2 separate regions of the Homo sapiens genome follow, and region 2 is linked to region 1. The links are chromatin contacts, found by Hi-C or POLR2A ChIA-PET in ENCODE. All regions are on one chromosome and are shown on one strand. Each heading gives the region's core, a stretch centred on a gene start or an enhancer-like site at or near the end of the contact. The rest is flanking DNA. Distances are from core to core; before and after follow the strand shown. Region 1 holds the start of IQUB (IQ motif and ubiquitin domain containing). Region 2 holds the start of ZNF800 (zinc finger protein 800).

The links. Hi-C counts contacts between places; a loop is a spot of excess contacts on that map. ChIA-PET counts read pairs that join two places held with the same protein, here RNA polymerase II (POLR2A). Pooled maps may share reads with other maps.
Region 2: a map of naive thymus-derived CD4-positive, alpha-beta T cell shows a loop between it and region 1 (4-fold over the local background). The contact joins the promoter of ZNF800 here to the promoter of IQUB in region 1. A Hi-C loop is called at or near these places in 1 of 168 maps with a recorded cell type or tissue (naive thymus-derived CD4-positive, alpha-beta T cell), 1 of 37 single-sample maps with no recorded cell type and 11 of 50 pooled maps. POLR2A ChIA-PET finds 5 or more read pairs at or near these places in 1 of 52 experiments (T-cell).

Annotation. Positions count from the first base shown.
Region 1 is chr7:123,533,285-123,539,345 of GRCh38, reverse strand. IQUB (IQ motif and ubiquitin domain containing) reads left to right here and starts at 4,751. Exons shown (of 13, transcript NM_178827.5): 1 at 4,751-4,854. LOC124901740 (a long non-coding RNA gene) reads right to left here and starts at 4,815. Exons shown (of 2, transcript XR_007060507.1): 1 at 3,921-4,815; 2 at 3,087-3,741. NDUFA5 (NADH:ubiquinone oxidoreductase subunit A5) reads left to right here. Exons shown (of 5, transcript NM_005000.5): 5 at 1-2,349. RefSeq lists an enhancer at 3,865-4,004 and silencers at 4,075-4,204, 4,285-4,434, 4,455-4,684.
Region 2 is chr7:127,390,695-127,396,084 of GRCh38, reverse strand. ZNF800 (zinc finger protein 800) reads left to right here and starts at 3,377. Exons shown (of 6, transcript NM_176814.5): 1 at 3,377-4,025; 2 at 4,470-4,588. The coding sequence starts at 4,528. RefSeq lists enhancers at 2,578-2,707, 3,448-3,577, 3,422-3,922 and silencers at 3,018-3,417, 3,818-4,217.

The DNA of each region.
Region 1 (6,061 bases), core at 3,502-6,001:
TGGGATGAAAATGGCTTATATTTAGGATAACTATAGGATAATTTATCATTCCACTTGGAATGATTTTGAGTGAAAATAATTACATAAGGATAACAGATGTACACCATGACTGTCCTGGGCAAACAAGATATAGGGGGGCACCCTACTGGAGTAAGGCTCAGGTCTCAAGGTTGCCATCTTTCCCACACCAGTAGGATCAACTAGTCTGTCATTGGAATAGAATGAATTGATGCCAGCAGTAGTAGTCATCATGTGCAATCAGGCCTCAAGTTTTATTGTATCCTTTCACTCTCCCTCATTCTCCCCTCCCCCTCCTTTTCCCTCAGAATTGGGGGATGGAAGAAAAGAGAGCTTATATTTTATTGTCAATTTTCTAATCACATTCAGAGGAGCGAAGCTAATTAAGCCAATAACAATGTTTATGAATGTATCTTTTTTAAAAGGGAGATGACAATATATAGGAAAATTCCCACATGTAGGCTAATAGCAGCTTTTTCTTTTTCCTCCCATCCTCTATGATTATGTAAACATACAGAAGTCTAACACCCTACACAAGTGTATTGTGGGGTATGGGATTAAGTACCAAATTGCTGAACATATCACTAGTATTTTGGATTTGCTGAGTGCAGTCTTCCCATTAAAACTAAGTGTTCAGTAGGGAGGCGTGGTGGCTCACACCTATAATCCCACTACTTTGGGAGGCCGAGGTGGGTGGATCACTTGAGGTCAAAAGTTCGAGGCCAGCCTGGCCAATATGGTGAAACCCCGTCTCTACTAAAAACAAAAACAAAAACTAAGTGTTCAGTGAGATTGTAGCCTATGCTACAACAATAGTAATGCCAATTGTTTTAGAGAAAAGTAAATGAGAGGCTACCAGTTGTGTTTAGAGGAGGTCGACGTTTTATTTTAGACAAAATTCACAGGAAATCACAGTGGGAATGTGATAAGGGGTTTGAATGATTGATGGGGACAGGAAGAATTCATTTGAGAGACTAGAGATGAGTCAGTATTCTAGATCGTGAAGTAAAATAGTGAGTCATGTAGTGACTTAGCATGGGTTATCCTTAAATCCCAGTGTCTTAAGTGTATTTTTTATTCATACTGCATGTCTAAGGAGGGTTGGCAAGGAGTGCTCATAGACCCACAAGGAATCCAGGCTGAGTGTGGCACCATCAACATATATTTCCATGACCATAGTGGTGGTGGGGAATTGGAACATGGTAAATTACACATAGGAATAAAAAAAAAGAAACAACCAAGGTTAAATTTTTTTTTGACTGTGCCACAAAATTTATGAATTGAACTTGCCATGCATCACTAATAATTTTCAAATTGGTCTTTAGGTTTACATTAGCAGCTAATTTTTTGTGGTACACTTAAATGTAATTTATGATTGGCATCTGTATATAATTAAATGAAAAGCATTGCAAAGATTTCTATTTTGGTATTTCTCATGATCTTCAATTTTTTTTTAGGTGAATCTATTAGGTTTTCTAAAGATAACTATTTTTTTTTTTTTACAAAATATTGGCATTTTAATCTCTCTATAACTGGAGGGTGAATTATTTTTCACCAGAGTAAAACAGGTCCAAAGTCCCTTATCTAAATTCCTAATTTCAAAAATCTCTGAAAACAAAGTTTTTTCATAACTCATTTGGCAACAAACCCCACCTGAATTACATGAGGCTATTTGTGGTATTTATCGCACTTCAATGTGAATATGAATATATTTTGCCACAGATGTATCAATATATTTGATTCTAAACTGCTTCCTCAGACCCTCTTAATGTGTTACATAATGTAAAGTATATGCCCATATTTCCTTTCAAAAATCTGAAAAATTGTGAATATCAAACACATCTGTCTTAAAAGGTTTCAGAAAAGGGACAATAGACCTATATTTCCATTCTCTTAACAAGTTCACAAAGTGGTATTATGATCCAAATTTAATCTAAATAATTTCCAAAACAAAAATTTTCAGGTCCTTAGTTTTCTAAATTATTTTAATATTAAAAATATTCATTATTCATTTTAACCTGTAGTAACAACAGGAGATACTTTGAAATGCTTGATTTTATCAAGCCACTAGGTGGCATCTTTGTAAAAATAAAAGCACATCAAAAGAAATGTTTATTACATAAATAAATGCTGAGATGAATAAAGGTAGATGTTTCATGAGAAATACGAAGTCGTTTGGTGGAATAAATCCTGAGAAAATGCATAGATTTATCATGAAAAGGAAAATGGAAAATGGTATTGTAAAATTACTCTTTCACTTTTGGAATTGAGAAGCTTTTTCCTATTGGTTGTTTTCATTAAGTTTGAATATAAATTTATTATGTAACCAAACTACATTTGTGTGTATGTGCGTGTATGTGTGCGTGGACAGGATTTTGACATGCTAATAACTTTTCCATGCTCCACAGACTACCCAAGGAAGCCTAACTAAGTTAGGTTCCTATTTAAGATTAAATTGTATAAAGTCATCCTCACAGCAAACTACAAAAAAAAATGAATAGTGGCTATCAAGTCACATTTAACACTGTGAGACACTTAAGTTCTCTCCTACCAGTTTTTCTTCCCCCATCTCCTGACTCTATTCCTAAACCTACTGTTTGCATACCGTCTCTAACATTGAGAACAGTGAATGACAAATTTTAAAGAGGAGACCCAGCAAAGTGAATGTTTAAAACCAGTGGAATGTTTATTAGTAGCAGAATGTAAGATAAATTATGATTTTGGAGATGGGAGTGTATGAGTGTTTGTAAAATCTTATCTGCACACCTCCACACCTGGTCTACCCATCCAAGAAAGCCTAATTCTAGTGGTTACCTCTATGCCCATTTTTCCCCTTTACTTTTCATGAATGTGTGGAAATGATTAAAATGAATTTACTTTTACTGATCATTATTAAAACAAAGCCAATTTTATCTGAATATATATTTCACTATTCTAGTAAAAATATATTTTAAAATGGGATGACTGAAAAAAATGGCATTGGATATTACAAAGTTATTGGGGAGATGAGAGTGCAATTTCAGCAGAACAGTATAAAGAAATAAATGAAGACAATGAACATTTATGAATAAGGGAATGGACCTGTATTAATTTTATTAATCCTTTTAACATATCAAATCAAATTAAACAGTACTGTAATGGTTAAAAAATCTGGGACCTGGAGTTAGATTGCTTAGGTTTAATCCTGGTTCCCTCATTAAACTTTGTGTGCCTTAGTTTTCTCATTTACAAAATGGGTCTAATAGCAGTTTCTCCCTAATAAAATCGTTGTAAGGATTAAATTAGAAATCTATGTACGGTGCCTCATGACAATGAATACTTCATAAATGTTAGCTGCTATTATGAGATAGCAACATGTAGTTTGTTACTAAATTTCCAAGAGGAACATACTTGACTTGACCTCCAATACTATCCTGTGGTTCTTTAAAAGTTTTCTTATTCATTGATAGGCCGGGCGCGGTGGCTCACTCCTGTAATCCCCAACACTTTTGAAGGCGGATTGCTTGAGGCTAGGAGTTCCAGATCAGCCTGGCCAACATGGTGAAACCCCATCTCTACTAAAAATACCAAAATTAGCCGGGGGTGGTGGCGGGCGCCTGTAATCTCAGCTACTCAGGAGGCTGAGGCAGGAGAATCGCGGGAGCCAGGGAGGTAGAGGTTGCATTGAGCCGAGATCGAACCACTGCACTTCAACCTGGGCGACAGAGCAAGACTCTGTATACACTAGAAAAAAAAAAAAAAAAAAGAATTTGTTGTTAGACAAAATTTAGTTTATTAACTAATTTAGTGATTAACAAAAGTTCTTCTAAGCAGAATTATTTGATAGCTACTATCTCCCTTTTCTCTTTGGCTGCCAGGAAGCTGAGAGCCAAGTTGTTAGTTTAACAAAAGCAAGTAGGCACCTGACAGTTTCTCGCCTCTGACTTCATCGTGATGATTTCTCTGACTCGGATTTTTTTTATATCTGTAAAATTAAACTGCTGTCAGTGTTTGGTTTAGAGAGCTGTGCCGTTTCACAAGTGTAAAAGATCTTGGAGAGAAGTTAGTGTCCTGATTCACTTGGATCTAGGTAGCCAGTTGGTAACAGCCTCCGCCTCTGGCTCCTCCCCTTCTCCCTGCCGCGTCCCTCCTCCCCGCCCCTTCGCCTCTGGCCCCGCCCCTTCTCCCTGCCGCTTCCCTCCTCCACGCCCGCTCGCCTCTGACTCCTCCCCTTCTCCCTGACGCGTCCCTCTTCCTGTCTCTTCGCCTCTGGCTCCTCCCCTTTCTCCTGCCATGTTTCTTCTCCCCGCCCCCTCGCCTCTGGCTCCTCCCCCTTTTCCCTATCGCGTTCCTCCTTTGCAGCCCCCATCCCCCTCCTCTGGCTCCTCTTCTTCCCTACCGCGATCCTCCTTCCAGACCCCGGCCCCCAGCCCGCCTCTAGCTCCTTCCCTTATTTCCTGCCGCGCTCCTCCTTCCCGACACCGCCCCTCCGCCTCTGGCTACTCCTCTTCTCTCCTGCCGCACTCCTCCTTCCCGGCCCCACCTCCCCGCCTCTGGCTCATCCCCTTCTCTTCTGCCGCCCTCCTCCTTCCCGGCCCCGCCCCCAGTCTTTGGCTCCTCCCCCTACCCTGCCGCGCTCCTCCTTCCCGGCCCCTCCCCGCTGCCCTCTTCTGGCTCCTCCCCCCCACCCGCCTCTGGCTCCTCTCCTTCCCACCCCTGCCGTGCTCCGGCAGGAAGAGGTGGTGCCAGGGCCGTTGCTAGGATACGACCAACAGCTGAGAACGCGGCGAGTATGGAAGCTGCGTCTTAGGAGCCTGGGAAAGCACTTCGACGAGAATAGTTTGGTTTCGTACACAGGTAGGAGAACAGATTTTGACTGCGGCCTCCTGGTCCGACGCTTAGATCCAGCCTAGAGCCGGTGACAGCCGCGCTGGACTCTGGGTTCTGTGTGCTGGGCAGTGATTCCCACCTGAGCGCCTGGGGCTGCCTAGTCGGTCAGGAATGTTCCGACTTTACTTTAAAAACCGTGCGAAGCATCTCATCTTTCTCGGCTCCTTTTTTGGCTTCCCCTCTCTGATTTGGGACTTGAACCAGCAGCATCAAGCTAGGAGGTACACCTCACCTCACACCCTGGGTGCTTGTCACGGTAATTGCATAGAAGATGTGTGTATAACCCACACCTGGCACTAGAGACTCTTAGCCTTCCGTGGCCACCATTCTCATATTAAGTCGAGAGATTTTAGACTTTCCTCACCTGGCACTCTCACTCCTTCCTCTCCACCCTTGGTCTTTGCCTCTTAACAAACCTAAAAATTCAACAGATCTATTTGGTAGAAGGCAATACTGGATCCCTGCCTCACTAATTATACTACATTCTAAATGTGTTAAGCTTTAAATGGTAGGGAATGAAATGTAGGTGAAAAGGGAGACTTTTTTGTATGCAAACATGATAGAGGTTGCTTTTTAAACAATAAGATTTAAACATTTTCATTTGAATAGATAATACATAAAAAAATAGTTCGAATAGTAAAAAGAATGAAGAGTGAAAATCCTCCATCTACCCATTTCTCCCCATCTCCAGGCCACCTTCCACAGGTGTTTTAGACATACGCAAATATGTAGTTACACCTGTAACATTGTGCATACTCTTCTGTGATTGGCTTTTACACTTAAGACTGTGTGTCCAGTTGTTTTCTATCAATATTTACAGATCTGTCTCATTTATGCATTTATGGATGAATTTATGTATTTATGTTTCATTGTGAGAAGGTGTTTCGAAGCATGTCAGGAAATTTGGAAACTCTCATAAGCAAAAAGATTGATAAATGTCACTACCTAACAATCTAAAACTTTTATATAGTAAGAGAAAAACAACATCAAACATACAATGGGAAATATAAGGGCAACACACAACAAAGGGATATTTAATTATTAGGACTCATAAAACAATATGAGGATGTAAGGAAACAGTCAAGGGGAACTTCTTGGGGCTATAATAGAAAACAGTTTGATGGAATTTAACAAAATTAAGATCTGTATGCCCTTTGACTTGTCCATTCTAATT
Region 2 (5,390 bases), core at 2,128-4,627, 3.9 Mb before region 1:
TGTACTTCTAGACTTTTAAGGATAAAAAAGTAATGTGTCACCTAGGTTGCTGCAGTGAACAACGAAAGGGAAGGCAGATAATTTTTTTGGGATAGTTTGTGTGCATTGTTTTTAGAGGTAGGGTGATAACTCAGATGATGTCTAAGGTTCCTTTAAGTTCTAGAGCCCTGTGAAATTTCAATTAAATTCTTGTAATTTGGCAACTCATTTCCAGTTCATGAACTTGCACATAGCATTTTAATATGCAATACCTTTCACAACTGGCAGGATCTACTGGCTCGTCTTTCACATACAATGTGAACCAAAACAGCTATGGCATAGTGAAGGTAGCATAGTGTAGACAGTACAGTGTGATGGCTAAGTTCATGAGTTCCAGAGCCAAACTGCTTGGGGTCAAATGATGGCTCAGCTACCTATCAGCTTGGTGTATTAGTCCATTCTCACATTGCTATAAGGAAATACCTGAGACTGGGTGGTTTATAAAGAAAAGAGGTTTAATTGACTCATAGTTCTGCGTGGCTGGGGAGGCCTCAAGAAACTTACAATCATGGCAGAAATCACCTCTTCACAGGGCAGCAGGAGAGAGAATGAGTGCCAGCAGGGGAAATGCCAGATGCTTATAAAACCATCAGATCTCATGAGAATTCACTATCAGGAGAACAGCATGAGGGAAACCACCCCCATGATTCAATTACCTCCCACTGGGTCCCTCCCACAACACGTGGGGATTACAGGGACAACAATTCAAGATGAGATGTGGGTGGGGACACAGCCAAACCATATCACTTGTTAAGTCATCTAAACTCTCTTTACCTCAGTTTTCCCACCTGCAGAATGGAAGGACAGCAAAACCTCATTAAATTGTTGATAGGATTAAATGAGCTAATATGGAGCTTAAAAAATATTAACTCCTCAATACATGTCAAATAGTAGTACTGTTAATTATAGTAGGGAGTAATCTAGGTCCTGACCCCAAGTTCCTACTGACTAGCACATTACTTAATCTCTCTGGGTCTCAATTTTTATGATTCTTTCTTTTCTTTTTTCTTTCTTTCTTTCTTTTTTTTTTGAGACAGAGTCTTACTCTGTTGCCAGGCTAGAGTGCAGTGGCGTGATCTCGGCTCACTGCAACCTCCGCCTCCCAGGTTCAATTGGATTATTTCGTTTTTATACAGATATGTTTAATATTTGTTTTACCGACATGCACATTTCATCTTGACTCTAATTCTAATTTTTCAAAGATTGTCTAAACTTACTCTGTTAGCAAGCAATTTTGAGGACCCTCTGGTACTGACCACTTTGCATTCGAATATAAATAACACTACATTTGCTCACAAAACATACTTTTGTGTGTTTTTTTTTTTTTTTTTTTTTTTTTTTTTTTACTCACACCTGGTCAGCAAACAACTGATATATCTGAAGCAAAGCTTTTTCAGGGTTAGAACAATTTAGACTTGCATATTCATTTTTAAGCCTATGATAAATATGTTTATTACATAAAAGTAGGAAAAGATCCTCTGAAAATGCAGAAAATATTTTACCTCACATTTTACCACGCAGAGGTCTCCAGTGTAGATATTTGCATGTTTCTTTCAGTCTTTTTTCACTGCATTTTTTGGAGTGACATTGAGCTTTATTAGTGTATACCATTTTCATATTATTACAGCCTTCTTACTGCGTTTCAAAATTTTTCTGCTTATTAAAGTTTTATATACTTAATTTACAAATTTTGCAAAGTATACAAAAGAATAAAATAAAAATCATTCATAATTGCACTGTTACAGCCCACTGTTAAAATATCACATTTCAAAATACTTCTTTTTTGTTGCTTAAGCATATTCCATACAACTAAATTTTATATAAAATGTGATTTTTATTGGCTGCATAACAAACACTATCACAGAAGTATCATAACTTATTTTACATTAATTTATAAACTGTGGCATTTCATATTTTAGTTTCACGTTGGGTGATGCCTCTTAACTATGGGACAGATATATATGATCATACCACTTATGTGACTAGTTAAAGATCACGTTTCTATCCCTTTCTTGTCATCCCCTAGAATCAAGCTGCTGCAATCCCCGGAGACCTAATGCAAACGCTTCACCTCCTGGACCCAAGCCATCCCGCCCCCCGCCCCCGCCTCTCCCGTAGCTGGGACCACAGGCACGCGCCATCCTGCCCGGCTAATTTTTTTTTATTTGGTTGAGAGGGCGTTTTGCCATGTTGCCAGGCTGGTCTCTAACTCCTGGGCTTAAGCGATCCTCCCGCTTTGACCTCCCGAAGTGCTGGGATTACAAACACCAGCCACTGCGCCTGGCCCAACATTTTTAAAGTAACAAATGTATCAATTTACAAACTTTCCTTTGGATTTTGAAAACTGAACTTTTTCTCTTCTAAACAAAGTCTATCTACTGAACTTCAGTTTTTTCAGGACCCCGCACAATGGCAGCTTAAGTTGGACCAACTGGAAAGGTTTTCAGTGGATCTTGGGGAGGATCGGAGACAAGGCGAATGGGCTTTATTCTCTTAAAATTTCCTGACGGGCGGTGGACACATATTTGCTTGATGTCACCAAGAGCAAGAATTACGTTCCAGGAGCTGGGAGGAAACAACGGAGGCGGCTCTCTCGCCCCCAAGAAGCGGCCCTTGGTTGGCAGAATTTGACAGATGACTGGGATCTTCGAGGATTTTCCAAGCAGGATCGGGGCGCAGAAGAGGAGGGAAAGTGCGTGAGCCCACGTGACCCAACTCCACTTTCAAGTTTGAGAAGCGGAGCTGCCAGGATAAATACCCATCTGCTACCAATAGATGCTTTCCCTCCCTTGGGCCTGATAAAAGAATCCCCAAGTTCCGGGAGGCATGCTTCGAAAATTGTTGGCAGGAAAAAAATGTTCAACTTTTGCCATTTAGCAATGCACTGACAGCCTTTTGGGGATCATCACTACTTATGGCTCATACATCTGCCCACCGCTTCCTAAGTCCTCTCCCAACCCTCCCCGAGTTTCAGTTCCACTGAACAGAGAACAGCGAGAGCAACAGTTTGGTGGCCGAGCAGCCCGTCTCCGTGGGCGCGCACGCCGCATCGCGGGCCTCACACCTCACTTTGGGCTTCGGCTCTCGGTCGGCCCGAGACTCCGGCCGCGGCCCTGGTGTCCCCCGCCCCGGTTCCCTCCCCTCGGACACGGCCCTCGCGCCGGCGGCCCCGGTCCCCTCCCCACCGGCCGCGGCGGGCACAGCGCGTCGCCTACCCACAGGCGGGGGCGCCGGCCGGGCGCATGCGCGCGGCGCTCCCGGGCGTGCCGGCCACACTCCCCCCACCCACTCGGTGAGCTTGTCACTTCCTGCCCTCGCCCCATCTCCGTCCGGGGTCAGTCAGTCGCTCCCTGTCGCTGCCGGAGAGTCTCTGCTTCCCCCTTCCTACGCGCTCCGCGGCGGTAGCTCGGGCTCTCCGGAGGAGGGGGCGACAGAGTAAAAGAGAGGCTGACTTAATAAAGTTTCCTGAAACAACAACTACCACCGAAAAGGCCCAAGGTTGGGGGAGACCCCCATTTTTCTCCGCCCCTCTCCTAAAGCCTGAGGGACCGTTGCAGGTGGAGCGGCGCTGGTGGGACCCGGGTTGCGGCGGCAGCCGTTGCCCCGGCGAGGGAAGCCTCAGGTCCTGCCCGCTCCGGTTCCGGCTCCTTCGGTGGTGGCGGCGGCAGCTGCTGCCGGGCGGTTCCTCCTGTCAACTGCCTCCGCCCGCGCGCCTCCCGCCTAGCCACACAGCGCGGAGGACGCCGTGAGCCGCCGCCGCAGTCGTCTCGGCCCGCGGAGGGACGTGGTGAGCTGTGGCGCTTCCGCGTCAGCGCCGGCGGGGACTCTTTGGGAGCGCGTCGGGCCCGAGTCCGGGTTCCCCCGCGTGGTCAGCGGAGGCTGCGCCAGGTGGGGCCCGCAGCCGCCTCCCACGCCAGGCTGTCCCCGCGGCCGCCCGGCCTGCCTTCCTTCCTTCCGCCCGCCCGCCGGCCCGCCCTAAGAGTTGAGTAAGTTGGGCGCACTTGGTTGTGGGGACGGGGTCTCCGCCAGGGAGACCCCAACGCACGTGCGTAGCGGGAGGGCGCGGCGTGGGCCAGCAGCCGGCGGGAGCGGCACCTCCGTAGTCCCGGAGCCCGGCGGTGCCCGCCGCGCTCTGCGCTCCGTTTCCGCGCGCCCGCCCGGGACGGCGAGGCCGCAGCCGCCCGCGCTGCCGGCCAGGCCTTCGCCCTGCGCTGCGCACCCGAGGCTGCGTTTCCGGGTAGGGCGATGAACCTGTGTGGGGAGTTTGGGCTGCAGGAGGGTTTGTGCGTCTTTCTGTTTTCTTTTCGAGAGGGAGGTGCGGGTCCGTGGAGGGAAAGCGGAGAGCTGATGATGGGAACGTATCTGGAAAATGCAGCCAGTGCCCCCCAGGAAGTTCAGGGCGAGTGACGGGTTTGTGCTTCTTTCAACAGCCACGCCGCAATGAAGAGCTTCTTACAGTGAAAGCAAAGTAGGTCGAGTCCACTGAAAATGCCTTTAAGGGACAAATACTGTCAGACTGACCACCATCATCACGGATGCTGTGAACCAGGTAGACCCCTCTTCGTCCGCAGTTGCTTTGCCCTCCATCAGAGCCACTCTGCCTTCTCTTTTTTTCTAGCTTTTTTTCCTCCTGCCCCAGTAGTCATTCTTAAGCAGGCTATGATATTCCCTAGCATAAGCCAGTTATGAAGCTAAAAGCTTGTACAAACAAGAGGTCTCCCCTGCTTGATCCCTTAAAAAAAAGTACTGCAAGTGTCACCTTAAATCATTTCCACAAGATCAGTCGCTCAGTCTTTTTTCTTTCTTTTTCAAGGCATCCTGCAGTTAATATACTCCTATGGTCTGTAAATGTTTAAAATTGAAGAGAAAGGAAAACATAGAATACTAGATTTGTTGTCGTGAAATTGTTTCACTGAAACTTTAAAAATTAAAAGTTTCTTAGGCATTTTAATCAGCAAGTAGTTCTGAAAGTCTAAAAGTGAGTTTAGTTTGGGTTTTAAAAGTTTGTTGAACTCATTGGGAGAATCAGGTTTTGCTAAGCGCAACCTTTAAAAAAATATCTTGGGCAGAACATATTATATTGCGAAATAAAAGAGAAATCTCTTTTTTTATTTAGGTAGAATACATAATTATTTCCAGGGTATTTTATGGAATGAAACTTGCTTTAGTTGAATTTATCATATGAAAAAGTTTTTCGGAGTCTCATGAAGAATACTAGCAAACTTTAATTTGATAAACTTGATATACTGTTGACAGTTCTACTTAGAACTTTGATATGCTTTGTGACAATCATTAAAAGGTATAACTTAAAAGGGAATCATTGAATGCATACCATCACTAAATCAAATAAA